2 separate regions of the Mus musculus genome follow, and region 1 is linked to region 2. A link is a loop called in an ENCODE intact Hi-C map of the cell type or tissue named here. Cell type or tissue: heart. All regions are shown on one strand. Links, peaks and the distances in the headings refer to the core of each region. The heading gives the core; the rest is flanking DNA. Region 1 has its middle 27 kb from the start of Gm33098. Region 2 has its middle 130 kb from the start of Gm33145.

Evidence for each region. Peaks named below come from ENCODE experiments on the same cell type or tissue, not always from the same donor. Only the 100,000 strongest peaks of a DNase experiment are listed, where the experiment ranks them.
Region 1: a loop joins it to region 2, with 5 times the contacts of the local background. A loop is called at or near these places in 5 of 42 quality-filtered maps.

What each region holds. Positions count from the first base shown.
Region 1 is chr7:111,174,736-111,191,016 of GRCm38, forward strand. No RefSeq gene overlaps it. Among named protein-coding and RNA genes, the nearest start is that of Gm33098, 27 kb to the right of the region's middle. In heart, for the core only: a CTCF peak has its summit at 7,743; DNase peaks (open chromatin) are centred at 5,036 and 8,996; H3K4me3 peaks cover 828 bases; H3K27ac peaks cover 3,345 bases.
Region 2 is chr7:111,407,280-111,423,560 of GRCm38, forward strand. No RefSeq gene overlaps it. Among named protein-coding and RNA genes, the nearest start is that of Gm33145, 130 kb to the left of the region's middle. In heart, for the core only: a CTCF peak has its summit at 6,801; no DNase peak of the experiment used is centred there.

The DNA.
Region 1 (16,281 bases), core at 3,768-11,767, 230 kb before region 2:
ACTATTTTTGTGATCTCAACCCAGTCACTTGATCTTTGAGCTTCTGTTTCCTCATATATATATAAAATGGCTGTCATAAAGTCTACTTTATTTGACTATCAAGGGAATGAAATCAGATAACGCCTATAAAATGTCCAGCTATGTCCCTGGCACATACTGAGTGATCAGTAAACAGGCTTGTCTGGGACTGTGTGTGTCACCAGCTGCAATGCTTTAGAATCCAGGTGGTGGGAGGGAGGGCACATATCATGCGTGTGTGGGTATTGTGAAAGGAGGTTTTATGTAGCCCAGGCTGGCCTTAACTTGCTATACAGTCAGCACTGGCGTTGGACTTCTTTTTTTTTTTTTTTCTGTTTTGTTTTCTTTTCTTTTTAAAATTAGGTATTTTCTTCATTTACATTTCAAATGCTACCCCAAAAGTCCCCCAGGCCCCCCCACCCCCTACCCACCCACTCCCACTTCTTGGCCCTGGTGTTCCCCCATACTGAGGCATATAAAGTTTGCAAGACCAAGGGACCTCTCTTCCCAATGATGGCCGACTAGGTCATCTTTTGATACATATGCAGCTAGAGTCAAGAGCTCCGGGATACTGGTTAGTTCATATTGTTGTTCCCCCTATAGGGTTGCAGACCCTTCAGCTCCTTGGGTGCTTTCTCTAGGGCGTTGGACTTCTGATCCTCTTGCTTCTACTACCCCAAACACTGGAATTACAGATTCTCATCATGACTTCTGGAGTATGTGGTGTTGAGGGATACAGATTTTTTTTTTTCACATCAAGTAGGCATCTTACTAAGTAAGCTGTATCCCCTGCTCACATGTCTCTGTTTTTAGAGGTGGTAGAATTGTGGATTCTGGGCTCCAGAGCCTGCCATTATAGTGATTGGTATCCACCGTTAACCCTATGGTCATGTGGACACTAAGTCATGAGCAAAAGGCTTGGAGGACTGAGTGAGGCACAGGAATCAGGTGAGGTCAGGGCTAGGATGAGGTCACACGGAGCCAGTGAGATAGCTGGCTGGATTCTCAGGATACAAGCTATGGCTGAATTCCTAGAAGTTATGGGATGGGAGAACTTCCTCTGGGTCTCCTCTGGTCCTCAGCTTGGTGGAGTTTCCTCATCCATCAAAGCTTGCTTCTGCTCTGTGGGGAAGAGTCCTCTCAGCCAAGGGACTTTATGGGAGCCATCATGACCGTGAAATTTGACTCAGGCAAGACGAACCACTGGGTGAATTTTATTGTGAGTCCTGTATGCCAGGAACTCCTAGAATATGTTTTGCGAGAAAGCCCCAGAGTGTGGAGACAGGAGCCAGGCTCAACCCTGTCAGGCAGGAGGTAGGTCAATGACGCCATCTGGGGAATTTCAGCTGCTCAGAGTGGACTGGCAGTGCTGTGGGTGGTGACTGAATTTTACCCTTGGTTATCAGTCATTCGCTTGACAAACATTCATTTCTCCTCTTTGCTTTCTTCCTAGGTGAAGCCGTGGCAGAGTGAGGGTATGGGTCTGGACTTATGCTACATCAGGAACACGATGTGCTTCCACATAGCCTTGGTCATCTCTTTGGCTTCCATCCATGTGTATGAACACAGGGGGTTTGCCGACTTTCTAAGATTCCCCAGAGCGGCTGCGTGTGTGTGTGTTTTCACATTCACAAGTGCATATCAAGTGCACGTGCACATATTTTCAGGTGCGATTGCATTTGAGTGTGGAGGTTGGAGGACAATGTCTTTGTATGCATGAGATCAGAGGAAGAGGCCAGGTGTCTCTTTTTGTCACTCTCTGCTTCATTATTTTTGAGGCAAGGTCTCTCATTGAGTCTTGAGCTAGGCCTGAAAACTCCAGAGAATCTTCTGGTCTCTGCATACCCCTGCCTTTTTGCTGCAACCCTGGGGTTATTGGCACATGGTGGCCATGCTCCTTTTAAGTAGGATTTTGGGATAATGAACTCGGTCTTCATGCTTCTAAGGCACAGACTTGACCGACTGAGCTAACTGACCAGTCCGTAGATGTGCCTTTGAGAAAGTCGAGGTTCCCTGAACAGGCATGGAGTACAGAGGCTGACCATGAGCACTTGGGAGAACTTTCTGGTTGCTCCTTTGCTCAACACCCCTGAGCTCTGTCTGGCCCTCAGAAGATGAAGTGCCTCACTTGTAGCTTCAGAAGGGGTTGAAGGTTGCAGCAACAGGACTTTTACACATGTAACAATTGCAGAACGAGTCAGTGTTTTCTGCTGTCTGTGGAACTCTGGGAAGGACACAGGGCTGGAGGAGATGGAAGGCAACCCTAGCCCTTCTTTCTCTAGGAGCCTGCAAGACGTGGCGGTGCTGAGCTCTGAGCTCAGGATCTATGGGGTCACAGTCAGTGCTGCTGTTTGCCTGTCAGGTGACTTCCCTGCCTGGTGGATGAGTCAGGGATGTTGCTTCCTTACATATAGAAGAGGCTATCCATAGCATCAGTTCCAGCTCCCACATTCCAGGGGTCAGAGTTCGCTGTTAGAATCATTCCAGATTCTAGAAGCTGAGTACAGATCAAGTGAGCATTCCTCTGGGGCCTCTGAACAAGGAGTCCCAGACAATTGGCACTAGATGGCCAAAACCTAGGGAGTGGGCTGTCACTGGAGTTTCAGAGTTGCCACTAGTTTTTAATGTGAAAATCTTTGACAGCTAGTTTCCTCTGGTAGGAAATTACTTTATTAAATCAATGAACTTCAGAACTTGCTAGTGAACGTCTAGCTCCCATTTTCAACACTATCAGTAATGATAAAAAGAACACCAACTGCCTATCTAGTATGCAGGACTTGCAAAGCACTTCACATTGTGCTCAGGCCACTTCCTCAGACACCCCATAGGCCTATCTCTGTCCCTAGATGAGAAGATTGAGGTTCAGGGACTTTCCCAAGTTTTATTAATTTTATTTTAATAAGTAGATGCTGAGATATGAATTGGTTCAGTCTGACATCTAAGTCATGCTTTTTTTTTCCCCATTTGCCATTTAGTACAGGCTGACTTGTAACTCTCTATGTAGCCCAGGCTAGCCTCAAACTCAGGTACCTCCCTTCATAGCCTGTTACAGGTATGAGCCACCACGCCAGCTTTCTTATTGCATGTTTAGAAGTAACAGTGCTTTGTAGTTCTTCTGATTGTACCATTACAGGTACTGAGCTTAGAGGCAAAAAAATCCCGAAGGATTCTGAGAAAGCTTTATTGACAAGAGGGAACTTTATTTGGCTTCCTAAGAATGTGGGCTAAAAAATATCCGGAGATCACACCCAGGGGAAGAGGAGAGTCCTTTGAGGCAGGAGTATACCTCAAATGTTCTCAGAACACAAGTACCTGGGGAACAAGAACATTTGGGAGGGAGACTTGGGTGTGGGGACACCTGGTAAGGACACACGACACTCCATGAAAGCAAGTCCCTGGCTGTATCCTCTCAGTAAAGAAGGAAATGAACAGCATCTATAGGATATTAGCTTGTTTCTGCTACATAAATGGAGTCATTCAGACAGAAATTTCACTGAGGAAAACACAGCGGTTTTGATAGAGCAGCTGCAAGCCATCAGCTAATCTAACATTTGCTTGCTTACTAACAGAGCTGCCTCTGACACTGCCCAGGTAAGTGGTACTGTAGTGACTGGTAGAACTGGAAAGAGTCAGCAACTGAGCAGCTCTATAGGCTAGCTCTGTAGTGGCTAGCTTAGCTGGTAGCAATTGAGCAGCTCTGTAGGCTAGCTCTGTAGTGGCTAGCTTAGCTGGTAGCAATTGAGCAGTTCTGTAGGCTAGCTCTGCAGAGGTTAGCTTAGCTGGTAGAGTACTTGCCTAGTGCACACACACAAGACCCTGGGTTCAATAACCTAGTACCAGGGAAAAAAGCCAGGTTCCAGATCTAGCCTCTGTTATTCATGGAAAGAAAGCAAAAGTGATGTCTTATCACGAAACTGGAAATTCAGGCTAGGGATGTAGTTCAGCCTGTAGAGTGCTTGTGCAGTGTACACAGAGTCCTGGGACTGAGTCTCTTGTGCCACATAACCTAGGTGTGGTGGCTCATGACTGGAATCTCAGCACTCGAGAGACACAGGAAGGCCAATCAGAAATTCTAGGCCAGCCTGGGCTACATAGTGAGTTTCAGGCTAGTTTGGGCTACATGAGCCCTTTTAAAGGTTGATTGAATATTAGAATGAAATAGTGGGCTGACAGTATATATAAGCCCATCATCTGTCATGCTGGGATGCTGGGGAAAATTCTGAGTTAAATATTAACTGAACTACTTACTCAGAAATGTAGTTTTTTTTTTTAAAAAGAAAACCATTTATTTGTGTATTTATTTATTTGAGTATTTATATTTATTTGTGTATTTACATTTTGTACAACGGAGTATTTTTCCCTGCTTGTTTGCATGTGTATATGCCTGGTACTTGACAAAGCCAGAAGAGGGTGCCAGATGTGGGCACTGAGAACTGAACCTGGGTCCTCCAAAAGAGCAGCAATTGCTCTAGACTGCTTAGCCATCTCTCCAGTGTTGATCCCCATCCTTGGCCCCCCCAAACCAAACCTGGTTTTACTATGTAGTTGTGGTGGGACTAGAACTCAGAGAAATCCTCCTGTCTCTCTCTCCCTAGTGTTGGAATTAAAGGCACATGTTACCATGCCAGACAAATGACCCATTTCTGTGAATCCCTCTATTTTATCTACCACTTTACAGCTTAGTGTTTCTTTCCCACCAGCTCCTGGAAGACAGAGATTACATGTCTGGCACACAGAGTAATCGCATTTAAGATTCAAGGGAAATAAAAATGGGAGTAAACTCTGATAAGGTACGGGTGCTGGGCCTCTTCTGGAACCCACCCCCAGGGCTCACAGAGAGCATCCTGTGTTGTGTTCATTCCTGATAGCGTCAAGATGGAGGCGAGGGGCCCAGAGAGCTTGGGGACATGTCCCCTAGGGAGGGGAGGGCTCTGATGCTGGTAGTAGGAGGCCTGGAGGCTGTAATGAGGCCTCTAGAGGTCCAAGGAAAGGGCCCCAAGGTCTGCTGGGTCTGACGCAAGCTCCCAAGAGCAGGGCAGTCAGCTGACCTCCTTTGGAGAGAGGCCAAGGCTGGCTGCACGGAAGAGAGAGTGGGAGGTCTGGGAAGGCAGAGAGGGGAAAAACTAGAGAGGCCAGGGGTAGAATGGAGGGAGGAGGTGAGAGAGAAAGGGAGAGGGGACCTGGGCAGAGGGCTGGGGAGGAGGGGACAAGTAGGAAGAAGAATGGGAAGGGAGTGAAGAGAAGAATCAAGAGCAGGACCAGAGGCACTGAGGGAGCAGGCAGAGATGTGAGGAGAGGCTTGGCCCAGTCCCAGAAAAGAGATGGCTCCAGAGGCCTGGCAACTCCTTCAGCTAATACCACATGGAGGGGCCAGGAGTGGGGTGGGGAGGGTGTTCTCTGTTGCATGGTGAGCATCAGGGTAGGGGCTTCAGGGCTTGACCACTAGGTGGCTGGATTTGAGGAAGGGGATATAGGCCTTGGTGAAGGAGAGGCAGGAGACACGGGGGTTGGGGGTGGGGTGGGGGGAATCGAGAGCAGAGCCAGAGGAGAGGGTGCTTGTGGCTGGGTTCTAGCTGAGAACAGATGGAAAGAGGCATATTTGCTTGCCTTCTTTATTCATATGCTTACTGAGAGGCTACAATATTTTGTACCCTGAGCTAGCCCTCCAGGGCCCCGGCATTAGCACTGTGTCTGTCTCCTGCTCTGAGCAGACCTGCTGATAGAAAGACTTCCCAGCAGCATAGGGCTTAGCTGTGTCTTCTTCACTGCCCGTGTCTTGGTTTGCTTGTCTGTAACATCAAGTTTAGTAGGAAAACCCTTCGGTAGGTCTTATTTAGAGGGTTAATGAAGTGGTTTGTAGAAAGCTAATTGCTCACTGGTATGGAGGGACCATCCTGAAAGGGTTTTCCTTGCAACGTCTGAGCAACTGGGTTGTGAAGGAGGAGGAGGTGTTTGCAGAGCAGGAGCTGAACCTTCTGGGCTGAGGAGGTGGAAACGGCAAGGAGGAGTTTAGGGGAGACTGTTGGGGTGATTGTGGCAGAGGCTGGTTTTGTGTAAGCTTGGGACTGTGGGCAAAGCTCACTAAACACTCAGCTTCTGGGGTTTCCTTAGACCTGCTTGGGCCTCTGCACAAAGCCCAAGTGATAGATAAGGAGGAGACGGTGTGTGTGTGTGTGTGTGTGTGTGTGTGTGTGTGTGTGTGCTTTGTTTAACTCCTCAGAGATTTCTGATGAAGTTGTTCCCACTTGATCCATAGACTTGTCCTAGTTTAGGCCTTCTGGTGGTCAGCTGGATGGATGGCAATAAACAGCTTTATCAGTGTGCAGCCTTTAATTTGACCCTTCTATATCACCTTGGCCAAAGGACACTCCCTCTGGGACACCTTCCCTGATGGCACAGGTCTGTCCCTACTGTAGCTGACCATTGCACTATTCTTACACTGAGAAAACCTGGAAAGCCGTCACAGTTGGTGGCTCACGAGCCTTATTTCTCCCTGTGCCTACTCCTTATACAAAAAGACATGGACTGGAGAGCAGGGGGAGGGAGCGATTTTAATTCACAGTGTGGCCAACACAGGGTCATCGAAAAGGCTTCTGCACCAAGTGCCGCCCGACTCTCCGGAGGGTGACTCTGGGAGAACCCTCATGTGGGTCTGGCTTTTTCTTCCCTGTTTTATTTTGCTCCTTAGGGTCCACTCAGAGTCAGGTGATTCCTAAAGAAACTTTCTGGGCAGAGTTACCTCAGTCAGATCCCTCATGATGCTCCAGTGTGTATGAGAATTTGTATGTGTATACATGTATGTAGATATGTGGATGTATGTGTGTATAAATGTGTGTATTCATGTATGTGTAAACAATGTATGTGTAGTACATATGTACGTGCATGTGTTTGCATGTGTATGTGTGTGAGATGTCTTGGTTAACTTGATTCTCAGTGCCTTGGTTTTGAGGAGGCAGTGAGGAAGCTGGTCTCTCCTGTAGCTGGGAGGAGCGATAGGCACAAATAGCTCATGGTTCTGGCAAGAAGAGGCAAAAGGGCCTGCTTGAAATCTTACTTGTACTGTAAGCTTCTAGACCTACCTGTCTGACCTGCCTTATTTGATTTTTTCAGCTTTCAGCCAGCTCGTAGGCGTGTGTGGCTCCAGGGATCCCTTCCTGTCCAGGAATCCTGTCCTGAAGGGGTGCCTGTGTCAGGGCTGTGGTCAGGCGCTGTGCTAGGCACATTTCCTCAGACACTGTCTCCTTCAGCTCTTAGCAACCTTGGAAATAGTTTCACCGCCTCCATCCACTAGACAGAAATGGAGAATGGGATTCAGGGAAGTTCAGACCCCACAGTCCATGAGCAGCACGGCCATGGCTTAACCTGTCTGTACCACTTGGTGATGGTGCTCTAAGTCACCACGCCGCTCCAGTGGTTCAATGCCCCACTTGCCACTTGAGAACACTAGAATTTACCAAGCACTGACCAGCTCTGGGGAGAGTGGTGGTGAAAGCCTTGACTGAGGGTGGAACATGCTGAGGGTCAGATGCCACCGGAAAGGAAGGCACATTCCATGTGTGTGGTTGCAATCGTCAGCGAACATTGAAGGAAAGGATTAGAAATAAAAATGGTGGTGTTAGATAGTTAAGTGTCAATGTTAGCTTTTCCTCTTGATGTATCCCTAATGTCATAGTATTTACACTACTACAGAAAGGTCTCAGGCTTAATGTCATACTAGTTGTGGCCACATGGTGTCCCTCCAACTCAGTCTAAATCTTTCAGACAGCTGACTCCCTGCAGTCTCCAAGGCAGAACTTTATAGAGCAGAGGCTGCCCTCAACCCTTGAACTGGCTCTGGCTCTGGTGGTCTCTAGCCAGAGAAAGGAAAAGGGACAGACAAGTTTTCTCAGACCAGAGTGGGGCGGTGGCTTGTTTGTTACTAAGAGTCTCAAGAGACAGTTTTGATGTTGAAGGTTCACTGTGAAAGGGACATTAGTGATGGCTCTCTGAAGGAGGGGGCCGGCAGGACTGCAGCTTCCTTGGGTAGTGGGACTGGATCTGTGGGTGAAGGTTGGCAAGGAGGCTGGAGTGGGAGCCAAGGAAAGAGTAAGGACTGTGATGGTATGGGAAGGAGACATGGTGGGTTTGTATGTAGACAAAGCCCACACACCATAAGAAGGTAGATTCATTGACTTAGGTAACTCCCTCTCTCCCATGTATCACTACATTTTCTTGCCAGTCTGGACCCAAGCTGTAGTGTCTCTGAAGATGCTGATGTTCCTGGCTTGGGGAATTTGGAATATAAAGGAATTCCTGTCTTCACACGATCTGCCATTGTTTCCTCGATGATGCTGATGATGATGGTGATGGTGATGGTGATGATGATGATGAAGGCAGGGTCTCCTGTACATACCCAGGCTGGCCTCTAATATCCTATGTAGCCAAAGATGATATTGATGTTCTGATTCTCCTGCTCCACTCCCTGAGTGCTGGGATTACCCGTGTGCCAGCACACCAGTTTATTCAGTGCAGGGGATTGAACCCAGGGCTTTCTGCGTGCAGGTCAGCAGTTTTCCAGCTGAGCTATGTTCCCAACTCCTCTTCTCTCTGTTTAAAGTCCCATGCCAGAACCCAAGTCTTCTCCTCTTGGTGCACCAGGACCCTGGCTCAGCCAAGCGTTGTTTTCAGAACCTTTGGAACATGTGTTTCAAGGCTGAGTTGTAATAGTGAGTGACCATGGGGAAACAGCAGGCTCCTAATGATTTGGTCCGTAGGGATCGACGTTGCCATGATTCCTGTGCTTGGTTTCCTTGGGTTCTCCTGGGTCCCAAGTTTGGTATCCCAGCTTTTCTTTGGTCTCCCAGTGACAGCAAATTTCAGGCTATTCTTAGCTAGAGTCACTACCGTTACTTGCAGTGAGATCCCTGACTCAGGCTCTCTCATTAGAGCAGCCTGGAGGAAACTGGCTCAAGTCAGGTCACACTTGACTGACAGCTGAGCTCTGGAACCAGAGTCTCTGCCTCCCAGAGAAGGGCTCTGCTGTTGTGTGTATAGTCTGTACTGGATATACAGCAAGCTCTCCTCCTCGCTTGGAATAGCCTTTTGAGGATCAGTGCATCAGATCCCCTGAAGCATGGGAGCACACATAATACATAAAGAAAGCTCTGTAGTATTCCCCATCCGCAGTCTAAAACGCTGAAACACTACACGCCCACGACTAACATTTCTCCTAAAAAAAGAAAGCTTTTAGCCCTCTCTACAATTGTAGGTAGTTTTAAAAACGGCATAAGAACTCATATTGTCTTTAGATATATATTGTCAGTTTCCTCTCATTTCAGAAGTTCTGAACTCGCTGGAATGGACTGTGATTTCCTACAGAAATAAGCTCTTGAATTCAAGTAGGTTTCCCCACTCTCCCTTGAAGCCTCCTCCAGTTTTCCTAGGCTGAGGGGGAAGAGGAGGATGGAGGGCTGTAGCCTGCAGCCCTGGGCAGGGAGCTGGCTTTCCTCCTTTATGAAGTGCCGAGCTTCTGGCTCCCTGTGGACATCAGAGTGCCAGAGACAATGGTTCCATCTTAGCAACAGCAGTTACTTTGAGTTTTACCTTTTGCGCCTAGTTTCTTAAGACTATCACAGCAATGAACATAAATGCTACATTATAAAACAACACACGTTTATTAACTTTGAAATGTTTTATGAGGCTGAAGTCAAAGGCTGTGTTCACTCAGGAGGCTCCAGAGAGAATATCATCTTTGTCCCCCCCCCCCTACTGCCCAGTTGTGAGTTTATTTTTAGTTATGTGATTGTGTATGTGAAGGTATGTGCACATAGGTTTTATTTTTTTAATTATGTGCTGTGCTGTGTATGTGTGAAGGTATGTGGTTATGCACACATGAATGCAAGTATCTGTGGCAGCCAGAAGAGGAAATTGGATCCCCTAAAGCTGGAGCAACAGCTAGCTGTGGGTCACTTGATGTGGGTGTTACAAACCAAACTCAGGTCCTCTGCAAGAGCAGTGCCTGCTCTTAACTTCTGAACCAACTCTCCAGCCCTTCCTTTTCATAAAAAAAGTTTTTGCGTAGTTATATGATCTGAAAAACGGTTTATTTATCAGAGATTAGACTATAACTCATTATTCTATGTTAGATCAAAGTGTGAGCATACAATCAGTTTCATAATGTTCTGTTGACAAGATGTGGCCAAATTTATCCAGGCCTTTGCCTAGTTTTGGAAATTTATTCTGATTTTCTAACCAATAGCTGTGGTAAATACTTTTGCATACACGGAGTTTTGCATTTGTTTTTATGGTCCCCCCCCCCCTTCCCCTCTCCCACTTGGGATGAATTTGCAGATGTGGAGTTAGTGGACCGAAGATTTTTATACAAAATGCTTTCTAGAGAGGTTCTATCAATTTTAAAAACACCAGATTCTGAAGATTAGGAGATGGGCACCTATGGGGGATTCATTAATTTGTCTCCTGCTGCCCATCTGTGAAGTGAGAATGGGAGTCAGGGCTTTACTGGCAGTTGAGAAATGAGAAAAAATACGCAAGTCTCCAAGGAAGGCTTGTCAAACAGTAGAGACCTGCACAGCTGCTGTTGCTCTCGTGAGCTGGGGGATACCTGGGTGGGTGGCCTGCAAAGAGGGACTCCTGCTGACTCTGTGTCACACACACACACACACACACACACACACACACACACACACGTATGAAAGTGCCCTTGGGGGCTGGAAGAGGGCATCAGATGGCCAAGAGCTGGAGTTACGTGTAGCTCTAAGCCTGGGAATGGAACCTGGAAAGAACAGTAGGGCTGAGTTATCTCTTCAGCCTCGGAGCACAGCTTTCTGAGCAGCAGATCCTCTCCTTCAGAAACGTTTAGAACTGGGGTTCCCACCTTCACTGTGTCTCGGATTCATCCTGACTATTCTATTCCATAGGGTGTGTGTGTGTTGGGGCGGGGGGAGCCACAGGATCCAGAAGTGGTCTTAGCACATTCCTGCCTGCAGGTCTGGTAGGAGGCTAAGTGTATCAGCTTAGCAATTCACTCCTGGAGTTTTATCTAGAAGTCAAGAGGATATTAGGTCTGATTCAGAGGTTGGTAGTAAATTGTTATCAAAGAGCACGCTAAAGATAGCCCCCAACAGTTTTGGTTCTTGACCTACAACATTTTCTCTCTCCACAATCAGGATGGTTTGCTTGGCCGAGGTCAAAGGGGTTTTGTAGCAGAAAACTTCAGTTCCTCTAATCTTGGTAAGTACAAGGACCCAAATGTGCATGGCCAAAAAAGTAAAAGAAAAAAAAAAAAAAAAAAGACTTTCCACGGCAGCAGATCAGGTGACCACAGGAGTTATTTCTAAAGCAGTGCCTGCCTTCCCTGAACAAAGGAAGCATGTGGACTTTATTCAGGGAGCGCATGCGCATTCTCCTGGTCTGGGTACGGTCTGAGCATGCTCAGGTGCGAAGTGTATTTTCCAAGTACTCTGTTTAAGGTCATAGTTCAAGAAGGAAAGAGGGTGGAAACATTCTTTGGGTATACTCAGCTCAAAGTCATTGAGCGCAGGTTCACAAGGTTAAAATCGCAGGTGGGATGCCTATGGGCATGTTCAGCTTGCATCATAAAGAGAACAGAAAGGAACATCTTTAGTCATGCTTGGTTTTCCCCAAAAGGTTTTAGCTGTAGCAGAAGGAAAGGGTACTTTGGAAGTGAATTCATATGGGAGATGGTCCAAAAGGCACCTGCTTCAGCAAGTAGCTAACCATTCTGATGCTGCAGAGGTAAACTATTCACTTCTCCAGGCCAGTGTGTGGAAACCTGGGAACAGATGGAAGTCCCATGGAAAGCTGAGCAGGGTTATTGCAAAGGCAAGATGCAGTTTAGCCTGGTGGCCCGTTGAAGGAGGAGCGATCTGGGTTACTAGGACAGTTAAAAGGCTTCACTTGGATCCAGCAAATGCTGCTATTTTTCTTGGCTAAATGGGAGATCAAGCCAAACCCCTGACTACACATCCGTGAACAGTCCCAGTCCTGTGAGGGGACACATTTCCAGTTGTGGGTGACAGGTGTAAGCAGAAGACTTCATGATTGGCAGAGCTCAGTTTCCCTGTGAGGAGGAGGAGGGATATTCAGTCTCCCAAGGCCAAAGCCAGGGTCTACCTAATTATTTAGGGGAAGTTGAAGAAGAAGTGATAGGGGACAGTTTTCTTCTATTTTCTGGGCTTTACTGGGACTAGTGGTTCCCTTAGACAAATAAAAAGAGGCCTCTTGTCATTGGAATATCAAAATGCGGAAGTAGTGGCTTAGGGGGTTCCATATCCCCTAGCTAAATTGAATCCTAGCTGCCAAATCTAGGGGCTTTAAGATTGAGTCTGGGTTCTACTGTGCATACTACACTCACTTTGTCCATAGCCCTTCTCATTTAATATAAGAACCCTGGAAAACACACAGACACAGACACAGACACAGACACACACACACACAGACACACACACACACACACACACACACACACACACACACACACACAGACACACAGACACACACTACATATACAGACATATATGTATATGTATATGTGTATGTGTGTATATATATATATATATGTATATATATATATATACACACAGATAAACATACACAAATGCACATACATACATATATAGACATAGATATACACAGACACACATACACAGACACAACAAATATATACACACATACACAGACACAGACATACACACATATACATACACACATACACACATATACAAACACAGATTCATAAACACATATATACATACACACATATACAGACTCAGATACACACACATATACAGACACAGATACATACATACATACATACATACATACATACATACATATGCAGACACAGATATATACACACTTATAGATGGATATACACACATACACAAATACACATATGCAGTATTAATCTCTTTCAGCACTCACAGTATTATCTCATTCTTCACACCATCTTTGGGATCATGTGCCCCCATTTCTTCCATTTGACAGATGAAGAAGCTGTGGTGTGGGCTGCATCCTCTCTCTGGAGTTGTGAAGCTGGTGAACGTCAGGGTCATGATGTAGGCCCAGCATATGAACCACACTTCATTATTATTATTATTTTTTGCAACATTTCTCTTTACCAGTGGATGGGCCCTTTTGGGGTGGAAGAAAATGAGTCACTTTTAGGTAACAGTGAGAGACAGGTTGGCAAGTGCACAGGGTAATGTCTGTTACATTGTTCTGGCACATCTGGGCTCTGAGATCACCTGATTTGAGGGCACAGACATTACTGGGGACTCTGACCCACCAGTGGATGGATCTATGGAATGGTTAATCTTCATTGTCATCTCGATTGGATTTAGAATTACAAGGGAGACACACCTCTGGATGTGTCTGTGTGGATGTGTCAGAGAGGCAGAGAAAGCACTCAGCTGACCTCCCTACAGTACCAACAACCCAGAAGGAAAAGGTCCTTTTCCAATCTCTACACTGTCTTAATCCTCTTCAACTCAAAGACGCTCCTTTCTGATAACTTATGTTCACTCCCTCTCAACTGGTTTCTTGCTTCGCCTCGTAAACTATTATTGACTTTATTTAACTCTTGTTTACAGAAAGCTCTTGGGTTAAAGGTATGTGATAGGGCTGATCCACACCACTACAAGAAACAGTTTTTTTTCCAGTTCACAATCTCAGGGTTTACAATGTGATCAAGTACCCTGTAACAAACCACTTCAAGATATAGGCATAGTCAAGGATGTTCTTGCTGGACACCAGTCACCCAGAAATGAAGATCAACAATGACAAATGGGACCTTAAGACATTTAAGAACTTCTGTATCACAAAGGAACCAGTTACTTGGGTGAAGGGATAGATAGTCTACAGAATGGGGAAAAAGTTGTTAGCCATGTATCTAACAAAGGGTTAAATTCAACATATAAAAAGAACTTAAAAAAACTAAACATTAAAAAATAAAACCAGGCTGGTGAAATGGCTCAGCGGGTTAAGAGCACCAACTGGTGCTCTACCAGAGACTCTACCAAAGGTCCTGAGTTCAAATCCCAGCAGCCACATGGTGGCTCACAATCATCCATAATGAGATCTGATGCCCTCTTCTGGTGTGTCTGAAGTCAGCTACAATGTACTTATGTATAATAATAAATAAATCTTTGGACCAGAGCAAGCAGGGACTGAGCGAGAGTGGGGTTGACCAGAGCAAGCAGAGGTCTTAAAAATTCAATTCCCAACAACCACATGAAGGCTCAACCATCTGTACAGCTACAGTGTACCCACATTCATAAAATAAACAAATAAATAAATAAATAAATAAATAAATAAATGAAATCTTAAAAAAATCCCCAATTAATAAATAGGCTAATAAAACTAACACGTTTCTTGAAAGACAAAGTAGAAATAGCCAATAAATGTATGAAAAAAATGCTCAATTGTACTATCAGAAAAAGAAATGCATATTAAAATTACATCAGGATTCATCTTACCCCAGACAGAAAGGCAGTCATGAAGGAAACAAGTGACAGTAACAACAAATGCTGATGAGGATGTGGACGACAGGGAAGAGTGGGAATGTAAACTAGGCCAGCTGCTGTGGAAGACAGGATGGTGGTTTCTCAAAAACCTAACAATACCTCGTAGGTGCCCACTCCTGGGTATTTACCTGAAGGACTCCATCCAAGTCAACACATCACAGAGATGCTTGTGCCCTGGTGTTCCCTGGGGCTTCTGTTCACAACAGTTAAGTCATGGAACCAACACAGGTGCCCAGCCATGGGGGAATGGAGAAAGAAAACATGGTTTCAACACACAATGGGATTTTTCCAGTCATGTTGTTGGTAGGAAAGTGGATATAACTGGAGATAATCATATTCAGCCAGTCTCAGAAAGACAAATATGCTGTGTTTTCTTTAATTTGTTGTTTCTAGAATTTATATAGATATACAATGACATATTTGCATATATGACCTGAGAGCATAAGTGGAACCATTTTCGGGGACTGCAGGGACTAACAGGATCAGAAGGGACAAGAAAAGGGAGGGCAGGACAGTATGAGGGGGAGGTGGTCAGCATACATAAGATACATTCATAAAACTTTAAAAAAATTCAGTGATTTTAAAACTCTGGCTAGATCTAAACAAGGACTCATATAACCGTCAGTGCTTTTGGCAGTTGTCCCTGTGACCATGAGGAAAACAATTTAAAAATGATCCTACGAATAACAGCAAAAGGCAGGAAGATACTGGGTTTTTGATAGGGCCTCAAATCTACCCTAACTCTGGATTCTAGTTAAGTGAGTCAACACATCTTCAGTTTTCAAACCAAGCGTTTCTTACTTTTTTCTGTTTTTGATTTTGTTGTTCTTTACAATGGTGGTTTAAAATATAGCCTCACTTTCCCCCCTATATTCCTCCTTTGTGGAGCATTCAGCCTTCCTCAGATGGTTTATAGGCATAAAGGGAATGGTTGGGAAGGACCAGGTCTGGGGCCAGAGCGATGGTTCAGTGTGTGAAGGTGCTTTTCCCTTGGTGACTGAAGTTCCGGACTGGAACCACATGGAGGAAGGAGAAAACTCACTCCTGAGAATTGTAGTTTGACTTCCGCATGCATGCACACGCAACATGTAATAAATATATATAAAAACAAACCAGGCCTGATCTGGTCTGATCTGTAGAGGAGGGTTATTCTAAATGTACAGTGTCTGGTTAGTTCTTACTGTCAAATTGACACAAACCTAGGGTCATCTGGGAAGCAGGAACCTCAACTAAAAAACTGCCTTGCTCAGACCCACCTGTGGCCATGTCTGAGAGGAATTGCCTGAAGGGCCTGTTGTGGGCAGTGCTGTCTCCAGGCAGGTGGGCCTGGGACGTATAAGAAAGCTAGCTGAGCGCAAGCCAGTGAGCCAGCCAGGAAGCAACATGTTTCTGAGTTCCTGTCCTGACTCTCTCAGTGATGGATTGTGATCGGGATGTGTAAGCCAAACAAACCTTTTCCTCGTAAGACTGCTTTTGCTAGAGTGTTTTTATCATAACAACGGAAAGCATACTAGCACATATAGGAAAAAGGATAATTTGCATTTCTCATTAGTAGTAAAGATGGATTTTGTGTCCATATCTCATATGTTAGCTCAAAACTGTTAGTTCTGGAGGCTGAGGTGATGGCTTAGTCAACAAATGATTTGCCTGGAAGTCCTAAGAACCTTATTTCAGAACCTCAGAACCCACATTAAAAACCTGGGCATAGCAGTGCACACCT
Region 2 (16,281 bases), core at 2,898-10,897:
CTGCCCTTGTATGTGGAGCATAGATATTCAGAATTGAGAGTTCCTCTTGGAAGATTTTACCTTTGATGAGTATGAAGTGCCCCTTCTTATCTTTTCTGATGACTTTGGATTGGAAGTCGATTTTATTCGATATTAGAATGGCTACTCCAGCTTGTTTCTTCAGACCATTTGCTTGGAAAATTGTTTTCCAGCCTTTCATTCTGAGGCAGTGTCTGTCTTTTTCCCTGAGATGGGTTTCCTGTAAGCAGCAGAATGTTGGGTCCTGTTTGTGTAGCCTGTCTGTTAGTCTATATGTTTTCATTGGGGGAGTTGAGTCCATTGATATTAAGAGATATTAAGGAAAAGTAATTGTTGCTTCCTATTATTTTTGTTGTTAAAGTTGGTATTCTGTTCTTGTGGCTGTCTTTTTTTAGGTTTGTTGAAGGATTACATTCTTGCTTCTTCTAGGACGTGGTTTCCATCCTTGTATTGGTTTTTTTCTGTTATTATCCTTTGAAGGGCTGGATTCGTGGAAAGATAATGTGTGAATTTGGTTTTGTCGTGGAATACTTTGGTTTCTCCATCTATTGTAATTGAGAGTTTGGCTGGGTATAGTAGCCTAGGCTGGCATTTGTGTTCTCTTAGTGTCTGTGTAACATCTGTCCAGGATCTTCTGTCTTTCATAGTCTCTGGTGAAAAATCTGTTGTAATTCTGACAGGCCTGCCTTTATATGTTACTTGACCTTTTTCCCTTACTGCTTTTAATATTCTATCTTTATTTAGTGCATTTGTTGTTCTGATTATTATGTGTCAGGAGGAATTTCTTTTCTGTCTAGTCTATTTGGAGTTCTGTAGGCTTCTTGTATGTTCATGGGCATCTCTTCCTTTATGTTTGGGAAGTTTTCTTCAATAATTTTGTTGAAGATATTTGCTGGCCCTTTAAGTTGAAAATCTTCATTCTCATCTACTCCTATTATCCATAGGTTTGGTCTTCTCATTGTGTCTTGGATTTCCTTGATGTTTTGAGTTAGGTTCTTTTTGCATTTTGCATTTTCTTTGATTGTTGTGCCGATGTTCTCTATGGAATCTTCTGCACCTGAGATTCTCTCCTCCATCTCTTGTATCCTGTTGCTGATGCTCACATCTATATTTCCAGATTTCTTTCCTAGGGTTTCTATCTCCAGCGTTGCCTCACTTTGGGTTTTCTTTATTGTGTCCACTTTCCTTTTTAGGTCTAGTATGGTTTTGTTTATTTCTATCACCTGTTTGGATGTGTTTTCCTCTTTTCCTTTAAGGACTTGTAACTCTTTAGCAGTGTTCTCTTGTATTTCTTTAAGTGAGTTATTAAAGTCCTTCTTGATGTCCTCTACCATCATCATGAGATATGCCTTTAAATCCGGGTCTATCTTTTCGGGTGTGTTGGGGTACCCAGTACTGGCTGAGGTGGGAGTGCTGGGTTCTGATGATGGTGAATGGTCTTGGTTTCTGTTAGTAAGATTCTTATGTCTGCCTTTTGCCAACTGGTAATCTCTGGAGTGAGTCGTTATAGTTGTCTCTGGTTAGAGCTTGTTCCTTTCGTGATTCTGTTAGCCTCTACCAGCAGACCTGGGAGACTAGCTTTCTCCTGAGTTTCAGTGGTTAGAGCACTCTCTGCAGGCAAGCTCTACTCTTGCAGAGAAGGTGAACAGATATCTGTTGTTCAGACTTGCCTCCTGGCAGAAGATGAAGGCCTGAAACAGGGCCTGTCCCAGAAGCTGTTAGCTTCTGTAGTGCACACTCTCACCTGTGCAGACTAGTCTTGGCAGGATCCTGAACAAAGATGGCTCCTGCAGATGATCTGGCAAATCCCTCCCCAGCGGCGTGGACACCTCTCCTCTGGCAGGGAAGGTTCCTTGATGTCTGGAGCCCAAATGGGTCCTGCCTTAGAAGCTCTGTGGCTCCTGCCTGACCCAGAAGCTGTTAGCTTCTGTAGTCCACACTCTCACCTGTGCAGGCTAGTCTTGGCAGGATCCGGGAACGAACATGGCTCCTGCTTTCTGAATATTTTGAGTTAGGAACTTCTTACATTTGGTATTTTCTTTGACTGATATGTCAATATCTTCTATGGTATTGTCTATACCTGAGATTCTTTCTCCAATCTCTTGTATTTTCTTGGTGGCGCTTGGATCTGTAGTTCCTGTTCTCCTTCCTAGGTTTTCCATCTCCAGGGTTGCCTCCATGTGTGTTTTCTTAATTGATTCAATTTCATTTTTAGGTCTTGGGCCATTTTGTTCATTTTCTTCACTTGTTAGATTATATTTGCCTGCATTTCTTTAAGGGATTTGTTTCCTTTTTAAGGGCTTCTACCTGTTTGACTGTGTTTTCCTGTATTTCTTTAAGGGAATTATCTATATACTCTTTAAAGGCCTCTATTATTTTCATGAAATGGGATTTAAGGTCAGAATCTTGCTCTTCAGATGTTAGGTTATCCAGGACTTGCTGTAGTAGGATGATGGTGTAGTAGGATGCTAATGGTGTCATATCACATTGGCTTCTGTTTATTATGTTCTTGAGTTTGCCTTTTATCATCTTGATGTCTCTGGTGTTAGCTGGCCTGAGTGTCCTGAATTGGAGCAGGCCTCCTGTAGGCAGGCAGGGCTGTGGGGTGGGGGTGAGGATGTGCTGATCCACAGAAAATGCAGATGGAGGTTCAGACCAGAAGGGAGATGGGACTCTGACAGGGTGAGACAGGGCCTAAGTCTGCTGGGCTCTGTGGGGTCCCAGCTGGTGTAGGGGTTGGGATGGGGTCTTATCTCTTTCCCTGGTTAGAGCTATCCTCTTGGGAGGGGTGCACTCTGATCTACAGTAAGTGCAGGTGGAGGATCTAGAGGAACCTTTAAAAGGTGGAGCCTAGTGGGGGGATTTTAGGTCATTGTGGATATGTCCTTGAAGGTACTATTGTGACTCTAACCTTCTACTTCTAACCACCATCCATAAATGGACAAATCTCAGGCTGGAGAGATGACCCAGTGGATAAAGTATTTGCCATGCAAATGTGAGGGCCTAAGTTTGAATCCCCTTAATTTACATAAATCAGGATGTGTCAGTGTGAATCTGTAATCCCAGTGCTTTTACAGGTAATTCAGAAGTGGAGTGGGAGAATTCCTGGATGCTCACAGGCCAGTTGCAAAAAGAGTAAGAGACCCTGGCTCATATATAACACTTCCTCTGCCCTCCACATATGTGCTGTGACACATGCATGTCTACACACACACACACACACACACACACACACACACACACACACACCATAAATTAGGGCAGAAGAACAGATTTCCTCAGACATACCTTCTTGCCATGACATACTGCACCACTCTAGGCAACAAGGTCAAATGACCATGGATTGAACCTTCGGAAGCTGTGGACTAAAACAACCCTTTCTTCTTTTTACATTGATGATTCCATAACCGTCACAGCATTACCAGTCAGGAATCAAGTGTTCACATGTGAAACCTACTGGGGTAGGAGGCATTTCTTTTTAAAAAGCAACATCTATTCCCCTCAACACTGCCACCCTAACATGATGTCATGGGTGGAACAAATAAGATTTTTGATTCAAAGCTTGGCTCTATATGCCAGCAGTGGAATGACATTGGGAAAGTGACCCAAACTCTTTGTGTCTCCATTTTTCCACCTGTGCAAGAGTAAGCATGAACTCACCTAACAGAGCTAGTGAGAAAACACAATGCGATCCTGTCTGAACAGATCATTGTCACAGCCACAGCCGGGGTGGGACACATTTCATCTTCTTCTCATTACCATTTTGAAAAGCTCTTGATAGCTTTTCTCCTCCAAACGAAAAATCAAGTTTTCTTTGCTCTGAAGATACCTGTCAATCGGGAGTAATCTTTTATACTTGAGCAATGAGAATCGTTCAATATCAATGGAATAAGATGGAATTAAGAAGAGGACTACTTGCTGATGAAAATACAATCTTGGATCCTAGAGATGTGAAATTGAGAGAAAGAATAAATGTGTTTTTTCACATCTGATGCTATCATCCAGTGATGCTTGTGTATGTGAAACCTGTAACCCAGGAAGGGGGAATCTGCAGATTATATTTTGACTTGCCAGGACATTAGCTCTAGATCAGTGGGACAGCCTCACAGCTGGGCCCCCAAGGTGCCTCAGTGGGCCTTTGGTGCAGAAGCCAGCATGTTCCTGGGGGAACTCACTGACTTTGGGCTGGCCAGACTGGTATTGGAACTCTCAGTAGACAGCTGAGCTCCAAGCAAGCCTCAACAAACTCATTGGCTACAGCCCAAGAAGCATTTATTTATTTTAGCTTTGCTGAGGCAGACATCTTAAAAACTATATCCTCCTCACACCATCCTCTTTCCTCTTCTTTCCACCCTCAGCGGGCTTTGTCTCTCACTTGGTTCACTGTTTAGCCCTGACTAACCCTGTGCCTGTTCTTTGCAGCCAGAACCATTTCTAAAAACTGCTGCTTCCTCTCCTGTGGCTTCTGATGGTTTCCAGGCAACAGAGTCTAGATCTCAGTGTGATGCTGGGATTCTCCAATTCATCAGGTCTCTTTTTAGTCTTATGGTATGATTTTTCTCATACATCTCTCCAATCTGTCTGCCTGTCTGTCTGTCTGTCTGTCTGTGTGTGTGTGTGTGTGTGTGTGTGCGCGCGTATGCATATGCATGCACGGGGCCATGGAGTCCAGAAAGGTGCGACAGCTCCCTTGGAGCTGAAGTTACAAGGAGTTGTAAATTGCTCACTGAGATCTAAGCCCCCATAATCATGACTGAGCAGTCAGTGCTCTTAACCACTGAACCATCTTTCCAGCCTCCTTTACTCTCTAATCTTACTGAGATTTAACTGTGATTTTGTTTTGAGACAGGATCTCATTATGTAGTTCTGGCTAGAACTACATAATTCAATGTTCTGGAACGTGCAATGTAGACTAGACTGGCCTCAAACTCACAGAACTCCTAAGTACTGAGACTGGGATTAAAGGTGTGTACCACCATACTGAGCATAAAGTGTTTTTAAGCACATATTTTTAATTTAAACATTATTCAGCTTGGTCTACAGAGTGAGGTCAGCCAGGACAGCCAGGGCTACACAGAGAAACCCTGTTTCAAAACACCAAAAAGAAAAGAATTTAAACATTATTGTTATATCAATTGACAATAATTATACATATTTATGGGGTATGGTATGATATTTTGGTATATTTGATGTGTCATGATCAAAACAATTGTCATGTCTATTGCCTTAAACACTTATCTATTTTATGTGTGTTGAGAAATTTCAAAGTCCTGTCCACTTTGAAATGCACACCGAATCACTGTTAACAGTAGTCACCCCACTGTGCGAGTGCTATGGGACACACTCACTAGAATTCCTCAGATCGGACTGTATCCTTTTCCTAACGCTTCCCTTCTTCCATTGTAGTCACCCTCATTCCCGCCTGCCCTTCCCAACCTCTGATAGACTCTATTCTCTTCTCCTCTATAGAATCGATCCTTTTAGTGCCTGTGTATGAGTCTATGAATGTATATGATGTTTGCTTGACTTACTGAACTTAGCATGTTTTGCAGTTCCCACCCACATTATAGCAAATGGCTGAATAATATTCCATTTGTGTATCTATACCACATTTTCTTTATCTGTTCTTTCACTGATGGACATTTTGGCTGATATGATGACATATGCTGGCTGCTGCAAACCAGTTCTGCAGTAAATAAGAGTGTATTCATCTCTAATGCTTTCACTGCCATTTCTTTCTAAATACACTTTGGAGTCAGATTGCTGGATCATATGGTGGTTCTACGGGAAGTGTTTGAGGATAATCGTCCCATGCTGTTCTCAGTCATGGCTGTACTAATGCACATTTGCATCAAGGGAGTCATGGTCCCCCTTCTCACAGCCTGGCTACTGTTTACTGTTTTTATCTTCTTGATCACATCCCTGCTGGCAGGGCTGAGATGGGATCTTCTCATGGCTTAAATTTGCATTTTCCCAATTAGCAATGCTTTCCCCATCAATTTCTTGGCTATTTTTGTGTTTTCCTTAGAGGAAAAGTGAGGAAAGTCCATTTATATCACGTGCCTGTTTTTAAAATCTGACCCTTTGGTGTTTAGCTGCCAGAATTTCTCTTTGTTTCTTGCATGCTCTGATTTTAGTCCCTTGTCAGGCAGGGAGTGCCAGACAGCTTCTTCCATGCTGCTCTCCTAGCTCTGTTCAGGCTCATAGTGTTTAGTTTCCTGTGCAACCAAGTTCTACCCAAGAAACGCATCTCCTCACCCCCACACTGTCTTTCTCCAACATTTCCTTTGGTTTCTGCTGGCCTGCATAGTCTCAGGGCTTAGCCTTCAGTCCAAAATCCATTTTGAATTGGTATGTGTATGTGTGCACATGTGTGTACATGTGTGTGTGTGTGTGTGTGTGTGTGTGTGTGTGTGTGTGCGAGAGAGAGAGAGAGAGAGAGAGAGAGAGAGAGAGAGAGAGAGAGAGAAAGAAAGAGAATGTGTGTGGTGAGAGACTTGCAGTCTAGTTTGACCCTTCTGAATATGGACATCCGGTTTCCCTCATAGACTTTATTGAAAAGATCATTGCACTGGGCTTTTGACATTTGCTTTTTTATTTATGTCCTGTTATTTTAAGCCACCGAGTCATTTCCTCCGGGTGGCCTTTCCCCCCTTTTCTTTATCTTCAAAATTCAGTTCAAATGTCAATGCTAACTTCCCACACACTACTCGAAACTGTGTCATTTCCCTGGGACTGCTCCCTTCCCACTCTTATAAACATTTATAAAGGTCTTCACTGCCCACATGAGACTGTGGGGGCTCAGACAGCTCTGGACCTGTATTCATTCATCTCAGCATTCCTGGTACCTAGTTCAATGTCTCCTTCATAGCAACTGCTTAATAAATAAAAAAATGAGTGAATGAATGAGTGGGAAACCTGGATGAGAGACTGGAAAAAAATGAGAGAGGGAGAGGAAGAAGGAAAGGGGGGGGGCAAGGAAGAAAGGAGGAAGGGGAGGCAAGCAGTTGAACATACAAGGGTATGTGGTAGAGAGAACACACTTTACATAGATCTGAGGACAATAGCTGTGTTTGGGATTGGGTGGTTTTGGTTGGTTTCATGCTAAAAGAAAAGGAAGTTGAAATATGAAATGGAAGAAGAAATCTGCTGCTTCTTCCTGGAGACAGCTTGGTCATGGAGAAGGGCCAGTAACCAAAAAGAGGAGGAAAGTGAAGGCATGCTCTTTCCAGGAACAAGGGCCAGTAACCAAAAAGAGGAGGAATGTGAAGGCATGCTCTTTCCAGGAACAAGGGCCAGTAACCAAAAAGAGGGGGAAAGTGAAGGCATGCTCTTTCCAGGAACACCTAGGGCACAGGCAGTGAGGAAGGAACCGAGTTGGGAAAAAGACATTGGAGCAGAGTGTGTGAATGAAAGCATGAGAGATTTAGCTATTCCTTTCTCTCAATTGTCCAGAGCCCAGCACAGTGATTGACACATAGTAGCTATTTGATAACTAGGTCCTAGATGGGCCATAGGAGGTGTGTGTACAAAGCACTAATGAGGCTCAAGGCACCAACAGTTTCACTCTGGGATAAGTGAGCCAGAGACCTCTCTGTCTCTAAGTGTCTAAGAGAATTCTGATGCCAGTAGATGCAAGGAACATACACATAGACTTGTGTAACAGTGGCTTATTTTTCTCTTGTTATTTGAGTGTGTGTGTGTGTGTGTGTGTGTGTTAGTATATTTCTCAGACACTGAATGCTTGCAGGTGGGGATCTCTGGCTTCAGAGGAAGTCTTTTCTCTCACATGAATGGAGGGAGGCTGCAGCCAAGAGGAGCCACCTACTTTCCCTGACATCTTTATTCCTAGAGAATCAGACACTATATGCAACTGCCCCTTTCTTCTTCATGTGCAGTTTTAAAAACCGAGGCTAACTAAGATGGAGACTCAACTACAAATTCTTTTGCTTGTGTTTTGGAGACAGGATTAAACTTCCACAGTGTTCATTGCTAACCCAAAGAAGGTGATCAGCTACATATTGCAGGCAGGATGCAACATCCCTGACCCGACTTCCAGAGTGCCATGTTGCCTAGACCACGTAGTAGAGAAGACAGGGTGGTGAAGGGTGTTTGAGGACCTGATCTTCAGTCCCTAGCTGTGAGACCACAGGACTGGCTTTCAGTCTTTAGCTCTAACTGACCTGTTTGGGGTTTGTCCAAGGCAGAAAAGGAATTCCTCTTTATAGCTTAGTTCTGTTTTCAGCTGTTTTTGTGGAGAATTTCATTCAAAGAATGTAGGATAGAATGGTAGCATCTCTACCATATTTAGGCATGATCTTCTGACCCTCAAACACTAGTGTGCTTACCACCCTGTACACACACACTGGACTGGACTCCCATAAACATTAAGACCGGAGTAATACACAAGAAAGAGTATAGAATAAGGGGTGTTGGGAAATGGCTTCTGTGGAGCAGACACTGTGCTGTGTGTCTTTCGTTTATGAACTTTTGTAGCTCTCTCAGCCAGGGCAGAGCTCCAGAAGAGCTACCAATGCTCTAAGCCTAAGTCATCTCTCCACCTCCTTGTTCTACATTAGTACATGACCACCTTCTATTCAATTTCCCTCAGCAGCAGCCTGCTCGTTTTCTCACTCTTGGGTGACTCTTGTTTGTCCTGGTTCTATCTATATCTTCACTCTCCTGAAAGTGTTTATAAACAATATGTGCTCAGCCTTTTGAGGTATCTAAACAAGGCATGGTCTCAAAGCTGAAAAAAGATCCTAGTGCGGACGTCTGTGATACCTCCTGCTTCCATTCAGGGCCTTTTTAGTAGGGTTACAGTTGCCAAAATGCCCACAGCGGTGTCAGGACCCAGTGCTTATGCCAAAGCTCAGTTGAAGTGGGGAGAACAAAGAGCATTGTCTAACACGGCCATCTTTAATGGAAGCAAGTTGTGGAGCTAATAATGGTCCTATTTTCAATGGACCGAATTAAATTACACTTCCCATCTTGTATCTTAATTAAAGGGATAAAAATGGTTTCACATTTTAATTAGTAAGTATATCTGGAAAAGACTTAAATTAATATGGGAGTCATCACCATAGGAGGGCAGCTTTCTGCCAAGATTCACGAGGCCAGAGAGAGAGAGCTCAAAGGAAGGCATCTTCTATCAGGAACAAGCCACAGCTCCAACTCAGAAATGGTGGCTCTTCAGGTCTCTGAAAGGATAAAAGGCTTCTGGCTGACAACTTGTTGAAGAGACATGGTCATTTATTCTCAGGAAGAGTCATATAGCACGCGCCCGCACGTGTGTGTGTGTGTGTGTGTGTGCAGATGGCTAATCTTGTTTGTCAACTTGATTATATCTGGAATCAACTAAACTCCAAGCAGCTGCGCATGCCTGTAAAGAATTTTCTTGATTGGATCAAGCCAGCAGGCTAAGAAAGGAATAACAGTGTTAGTAGAGGTGATTGATCCAGACTACCAGGGAGAAATTGGATTGCATCTCCACAACGTAGGTAAAGAAGATAATGTCTGGAGTGCAGGGGATCCTTTAGGGCACCTCTTGGTATTACCATGTTCTGTGATTAAAGTCAATGGGACACCAGCTCGATAATACAGGCTGGATGACAAAGGGACTGGACCCTTCAGAAATGAAGACAGGAGTCACTTCTCCAAGAAAAGAACCAAGACATGATAAGGTGCTTACTGAAGGTGGAGGAAATACAGAATGGGTAGTAGAGGAAAATAGTTATAAATATCAGCTAAGGCTACATGAACCAGTTGCAGAAATTATTATTGTAACTAACATTAGTGTTTCTGTTTTTTTGTTGTTGTTAAAAATATGTTTGTTCAGATATACACATACATTAGGCAATATTTGTGTCTTCTTTCCTTTTCTTTACCATGTGAATACACACACACACATATACACACACATATATATATATACATTATATATATATATATATATATATAATAATCAGTTCTTTTCCTTTGAAGAGCCCTGACTAATACATGTGTATGTGTGTAGAAGCCCGAGGTCAACTTCTGGTATTATACCTCATGGGTTATCCATCTTGCTTTCTGAACAAGGTCCCTCACTGGTCTGGTGCCTCACTGATTCAGCTAGGCTGATGGGTCACTGAGCTTGAAGAATCAGCCTTCCTCCACCTCCCCAGTGCTGCGATTACAAAGACATGTGACCATGCTTGGGTCCTGAGGATCCAACTTGGGTCTTCACTTTTTTTTTTTTTTTTTGGCAAGCACTTTATTGAGCAAGCCATCTCTTCAGCCCCAAACTATCCCCTTTCTGTGTGGACATTTTCTTTAAAGTATATGAAAATGTGAGAGTCATGAGGAGGGTGGGGACAGAAAGTACCTTAGTGATGTCTCTGCTCTGACTTGCCCCAGATGGGAGCTTCAGGGTCTTTTCCAGAGGCTTTGTTGGCAAAGCCTAATTACAGAGAGTGATGGTGGTGGTGGTGGTGGTGGTGGTGGTGGTGGTGGTGGTGGTGGTGGCGGGGGGGGGGGGGTTAGGAGCCTGGCCCCTGGATTTTACCCAGCAACTATTTCTCCTGCTTGTCCTGTGCAGGTTAGGACAAGAGCCTGGGCTGAGGATTGTTTGCTTTTCTTCTGTCTGGAGAGAAAACAATGGGAGACAAAGCTTGCTTATCTCAAGTGTCTGGCTGCTCTGCAGGTGTGCTGGCAAACGGAGGGATTTTATTTCGCTAGTTTGACTTCACATTTTTACAAAAGACACAGCTGTCATTCAGATCCTAGGAGGCTTGCTTTGTAGATTCCCCTCCACTCTGGATACTAGAATCTACAGATTGCTCAAGCCCCTTCCATGAAATGTACCGCATTGCCATAGACCCCACCCACTTCTATAGTCTTTAGATTGGCTGTAGGTCACTTGCAATATCCAATACATTTTGAACACCATGAATGAAGGTGTTAGACAGTGTTGTTAGGCGAATAAAGACAGGAAAATTGTTTATACATATTCAGTATAGATAGAATTTTCCCCCTAACATCTTGGCTATTTGGTTGAGCTTGAGGATGTGGAAATCTAGATCTGAAAAACTGATTGTGTGTATATATATATATATATATATATATATAGCAGCGGTTCTCAACCTCTCTAATGCTGCGATGACACTTCAATACCGTTCCTCATGTTGTGGTGAGCCCTAATCATAAAATTATTTTCATTGCTACTTCATAACTAATTTTGCTACTGTTATGAATCATAATGTAAAAATCTGATATGTGACCCCTGTGAAAGGGTCATCTGACCCTCCCTCAAGGGGTCACAACCCACAGGTTGAGAACTGCTGTATTACAGACCTGATCGGAAGACATAACCATAGAAAAGGATGAAAGCAAGCTGGACTAACATATAGTCCCATCACTCATAGATAACCACTGGGGATACTTGGCTGTGGTTACTTCCGGGTTCATTTGGCATCTGCATCCTGGGACACCATCCTGGTACATGGCATGGTAAGCTGAGAGTATCTTCAACTTTGTGATTCTGTGATGAACTGGCTAATACTGTAAGAGATGGTGTGATGGTTTGTATATACTTGGCCCAGGGAGTGGCACTGTTAGGAAAAGTAGCCTTGTTGGAGTAGGTGTGTCACTGTGGATGTGGGCTTTAATACCCTCATCCTAGCTGCCTGGAAGTCAGTATTCTGTTAGCAGCCTTCAGAGGAAGATGTAGAACTCTCAGCTCCTCCTGCACCATGGCTGCCTGGATGCTGCCATGTTCCTTCCTTGATGATAATGGACTGAATCTGTGAACCTGTAAGCCAGCCCCAGTTAAATGTTGTCCTTATAAGACTTGCCTTGGTCATGGTGTCTGTTCACAGCAGTAAAACCCTAACTGAGACAGATGGTGACTCAGTTCACCCATTAAACCATGTAGGAGAAGAAAGCTTATTTACTGCATGATAGCAGTGGACAGTAACACAGGCCAAGAGGGAGAAATGATATAATTATATTTTAATTAAAATTAAAAACTATTTTAAAAGAGATTATATCCTGGAGTGGGCCAGCACAATGGCTTAGCAGATAAAGGTGCTTGCTGGGAAACCTGATGACCTGAGCTCAGTCACCAGGTCCCACATGGCAGAAAGAGACCAGTGTCAAAAGGTGACCTCTGACCTCTACATGTGCGCTGTGGCATGTGCAAATCCACCACTACAACCACATCCACCTACATACAACACAATAAATGCAATAATCATTTATAAAAGGTCTTGTCTAACAAGATAAGGCCTTTGACTCTGGCAATCTCCATTCCAGAGAATTTCTTGTTTGGTTAGGGTGTGCATATTTATGTGTTGTTCCCTTTATGTGAATGATGGCAGCTCTCATAGGCCAGCATACAGCTGCAGGAGGTTAGTGTGAGCCCTGCAGTGAGGTACTCTCCTCCATGCATATAAATGCAGTTGTGCATGGCAAAGGCTGAGGACCCAGACCTTGGCACCTAGGGCCTGCAGCACCAGGTATCAGGTTACAGCACACCCAGGCCTGCAATTTGGCTGGAAGTAAGGTTTGTGTGTGTGTGTGTGTGTGTGTGTGTGTGTGTGTGTGTGTATGTGTGAGATTTGTGGATAAAATTGAGATAATTCCCTGATGGAGACATTTCCAATTTCTTGGTCTCTTACTAATGGCCTTCCCCCCACCACACACAAACTCTTGCTTTGGTCTCTGTAATTCTCTCCTCTCTCCATCTCCCCTCCTTCCTGTTAGATCTTCCAAGGCCTTCACTTTCCTACCTTTTCAGCCTGGAACAAGAAACTCCTCTTTGATTTCCCAGCAGACAGTTCATAGAAGTCTGCTGTGTAGCAGCCTTTATTAGAGTTGGGGGTCAGAGGGGAGTTCTTAAAAATGAAAGCACATGGGAAGCGGAAGACTGGGCACTGTGTTACTTTTCTGTTGCTGTGGTAAGACACCATGACAGTTAGGGCTCTATTGCTGTAAAGAGACACCATGACCAAGGCAACTCTTCTAAAGGAAAACATTTAACTGGGGCTGGCTTACAGGTTCAGAGGGTTAGTTCATTATCGTCATGGTGAGAAGCATGGCAGTGTATAGGCAGACTTGGTGCTGGAGAAGGGGCTGAGAGTTCTACAGCTTGATCTTCAGGCAGGAGAAAGGAATGCCACACTAGGCCTAGCTTGAGCATAGAAGACCCCAAAGCCCGACTCCACAGTGACACACTTCCTCCAACTAGGCCACACCTCCTAACAGTGCCACTCCCTGTGGGCCAAGCATTCAAACACATGAGTTTATGGGGTTGGGGGGGGGCATTCCTATTTAGACCACCACAATGACCAAGGCAACTAATAAAACAAAGAATTTATTTGGGCTTCAGGTTCCAGAGGAATAAAATCCCATCCTAGAAGGGTGGCATTGCCGCAGCAGGTGGGTGGGATGGTGCAAATGGCTGGCTTGGTGACAAGAGCAGAGAGCTGAGAGCTCACATCTTCAGACTGCAAGCATGAAACAGGGAACAGAATGGAAGTGGTGTGAGGCTTTTACTCTCAAAGCCCTCCCCTAGGGACACTTTCTCCAGCAAGACTGCACCACCCAAACCTCCCCCAATAGTGCCACCATCTGGGGGTCAAGTGTTCAAACACCTGAGTTGCCTGAGTCTATGAGCGACAGTTCTCATCCTGACCAGCACAGGCACAGGGCTTTTTGCTGCTAGGGTCAGGCTCAAGGCCGTCAGATTTTATGGTGTTGTTTTTCCTCCCCAGCTGTCCTTCCATCTGCTCTCTTTGAGCTGTGCCATGTTGTCCAAAACTCCTCTCTCTGCTGGTCATGGGACCACTTCAGAGTTCCTCTCACTTTGTTATGCTACGTGATCCACGTCCCTTCTTTTCTTAAATTCCCACATACAGACTAACTCCAGGTTCTCCTGTTACAGTCCAGAGGCCCAGGTATCATCTAAATCACATGACCATCTGCTGTAGAGATGATGTTGCCATCTCTCTACAGCACAGCAGTGAAGATGCAGTATTGTTGTATGTGTATGAATGCTCTCTCTTCATACATGTATGTGAACTTGTGTGTGTGTCGGGGGGTGGGGAGATGGTTTCCATGGAGGCCAAGAGAGGGCATCAGAGCCCCTAGAACTGGAGTTACAGATGGTTGTGAGCTGCCATGTGGGCTCTGAGAACGAACTTGGGTCTTCTGCAAGAGCAGTAGATGCTTTTAGCCTCTGAGATGTCTCTCCAGCCCCAGTGATGTCTTCCTTAGTCTTTTTCTTGCCTTTGAATTATAAAAAGTTTTGGTGAGTGTGCAGCAGGAAGGTTCACATCTACTCAGCCAATCTTTGAATTCAGTTCTTAGAAGTGAAATCCAGGTGAGAAAACAGGAGCATGTATGGCTAGGTTTTGGGGTACTCTATAGGTTTCTATTTCTATCACCCTTCTCCATGCTTATCCATTCCAGCCCCAACCCCCAATACTAAGTAGGAGTAAAAGAAGCTAGAGGGGAAAAGGAGTGTCAATATCATTAGACTTACTTCTTGCTGATTAGGGGCATTGACTTCCTTGGAGCAAGTTAGATCTTCACCCAGTGGGATATCTAATTTCTTTTTATCTGTTTGCACATGGACACTTGACAAACTCTGACAAACAACAATCAATAGTAACCAACAGCATCCAACCACCAAGTGGCCCACCAGCCTCTTTCATAGGGGTTCTAACGTTCATATATCTTCTGAAAAGTCTCCAGAATCCCAGATGTCACACATTTACAAAAATTATCTGCAGCTGGCAAAATTACGCCCCTGCTAGAATGCAAGGCAAATCATAGTCAGCTGCTGTGGACAGTCTGAAACAGCCCTATATCCTACAATTCCCATGACATTTCTATGTTGGTTTTTTTAAAATTTATTTTATTTCATGTATGTGAATACAATGCAGTTGTCTTCAGACACACCAGAAGAGGGCATTGATCTCATTACAGACGGTTGTGAGCCACCATGTGGGTGCTGGGAATTGAACTCAGGATCACTGGAAGAGCAGTCAGTACTCTCAACTGCTGAGCCATCTCTCCAGCCCCCATTTCTATGTTTTTTTTTTAAAGAAACCAAAATTCTCACTACAAGTATGTTCACAGTGTTTGCTGCACACTACTGATTGCAGTATAGAGAAAAGGCGCCATCAAACTCTTCCAGAAGGACTAGGTGAGGCTCCATCCCCTCTTCCTTTGACTCACTTTGGATAGGAGGAGAAAGAATCAACAATTTGATGGATGCAAGTCACATTTGCATGTTGATATCATTTCAGAAGCCATTTTCTAGGATGTGTCTGCATAACCAGGGAAGGAGGAGCCCTCTGCAGACACCCCACACATCACCTATCTGACAACGAGCTTCTAAATGGAATCTTAAGTTCCACACAACCATTTATCAAAGAGTTTCCAGATGCCACTTTTCAATTTGCATCAGACCTTTCCTACATATTAATGAGATGCTGTTATTAATGTATATATTTTTACTGTTCTATTCAATTTTGTATTTGAAGTTAATGAACCTACAGGGTTAAGCCAGCTACCCAGAGAGAGTATGCAATTGCTATTCCTTGCAGTCCACGGTGATATCCTCAGAAGGGCACATGAAAGTCACAATCAACTCTGGCAGCCCTTGTCAGTCACCTACCTCGTCTATTGCTGAAAACTGGCCCCAGTACAGTATCTGACTCCCAATACTCTTTTCTCTGGGCAAGGTCTACTACTGCTCACTTCTCAGATCCATGGTCATGCCCTAGAGTGGTTTCATCTCTTAATTTGATTTTAGTTGTGGTATCTCTGGAGCCCAGAGCACAGGACTTTCTTCAGAGGCAGCTCAAGCTAAGGAGAACCAGGTGGTTAAACTAAGCCTGGCTTCTTTGGGAACATTGTTCCCTGGTATCTAACCATCAATTTAGGTTCTAACTGTATTGTCCTGGGCTTGATGCCAGTGCTCCTGAGTGCTACTGCCTGGAACAAGCCTTCAACCTCTTAGCCCTCAAGGGTTTGGTTCTTAGAAAAAAACCTTCAAATCTAAGTCATTCATTGCGACCAATCAATGTCCCCCCACCTCAAGCTGCTTCTCGCCTCTCCTAAGCACAGAGACAAGTGTCCTCACCAGTGGGACCAAGAGGTCTTGGTTACCTAAGCAAAGGGATGGTCAACTTATCTAGTAGACTATAGGGCTCTCTGGTAGATAGATAGAGATCTTGGGATTTAAATTGGACTGCCTCTCACCTTTAGTCATGTGCC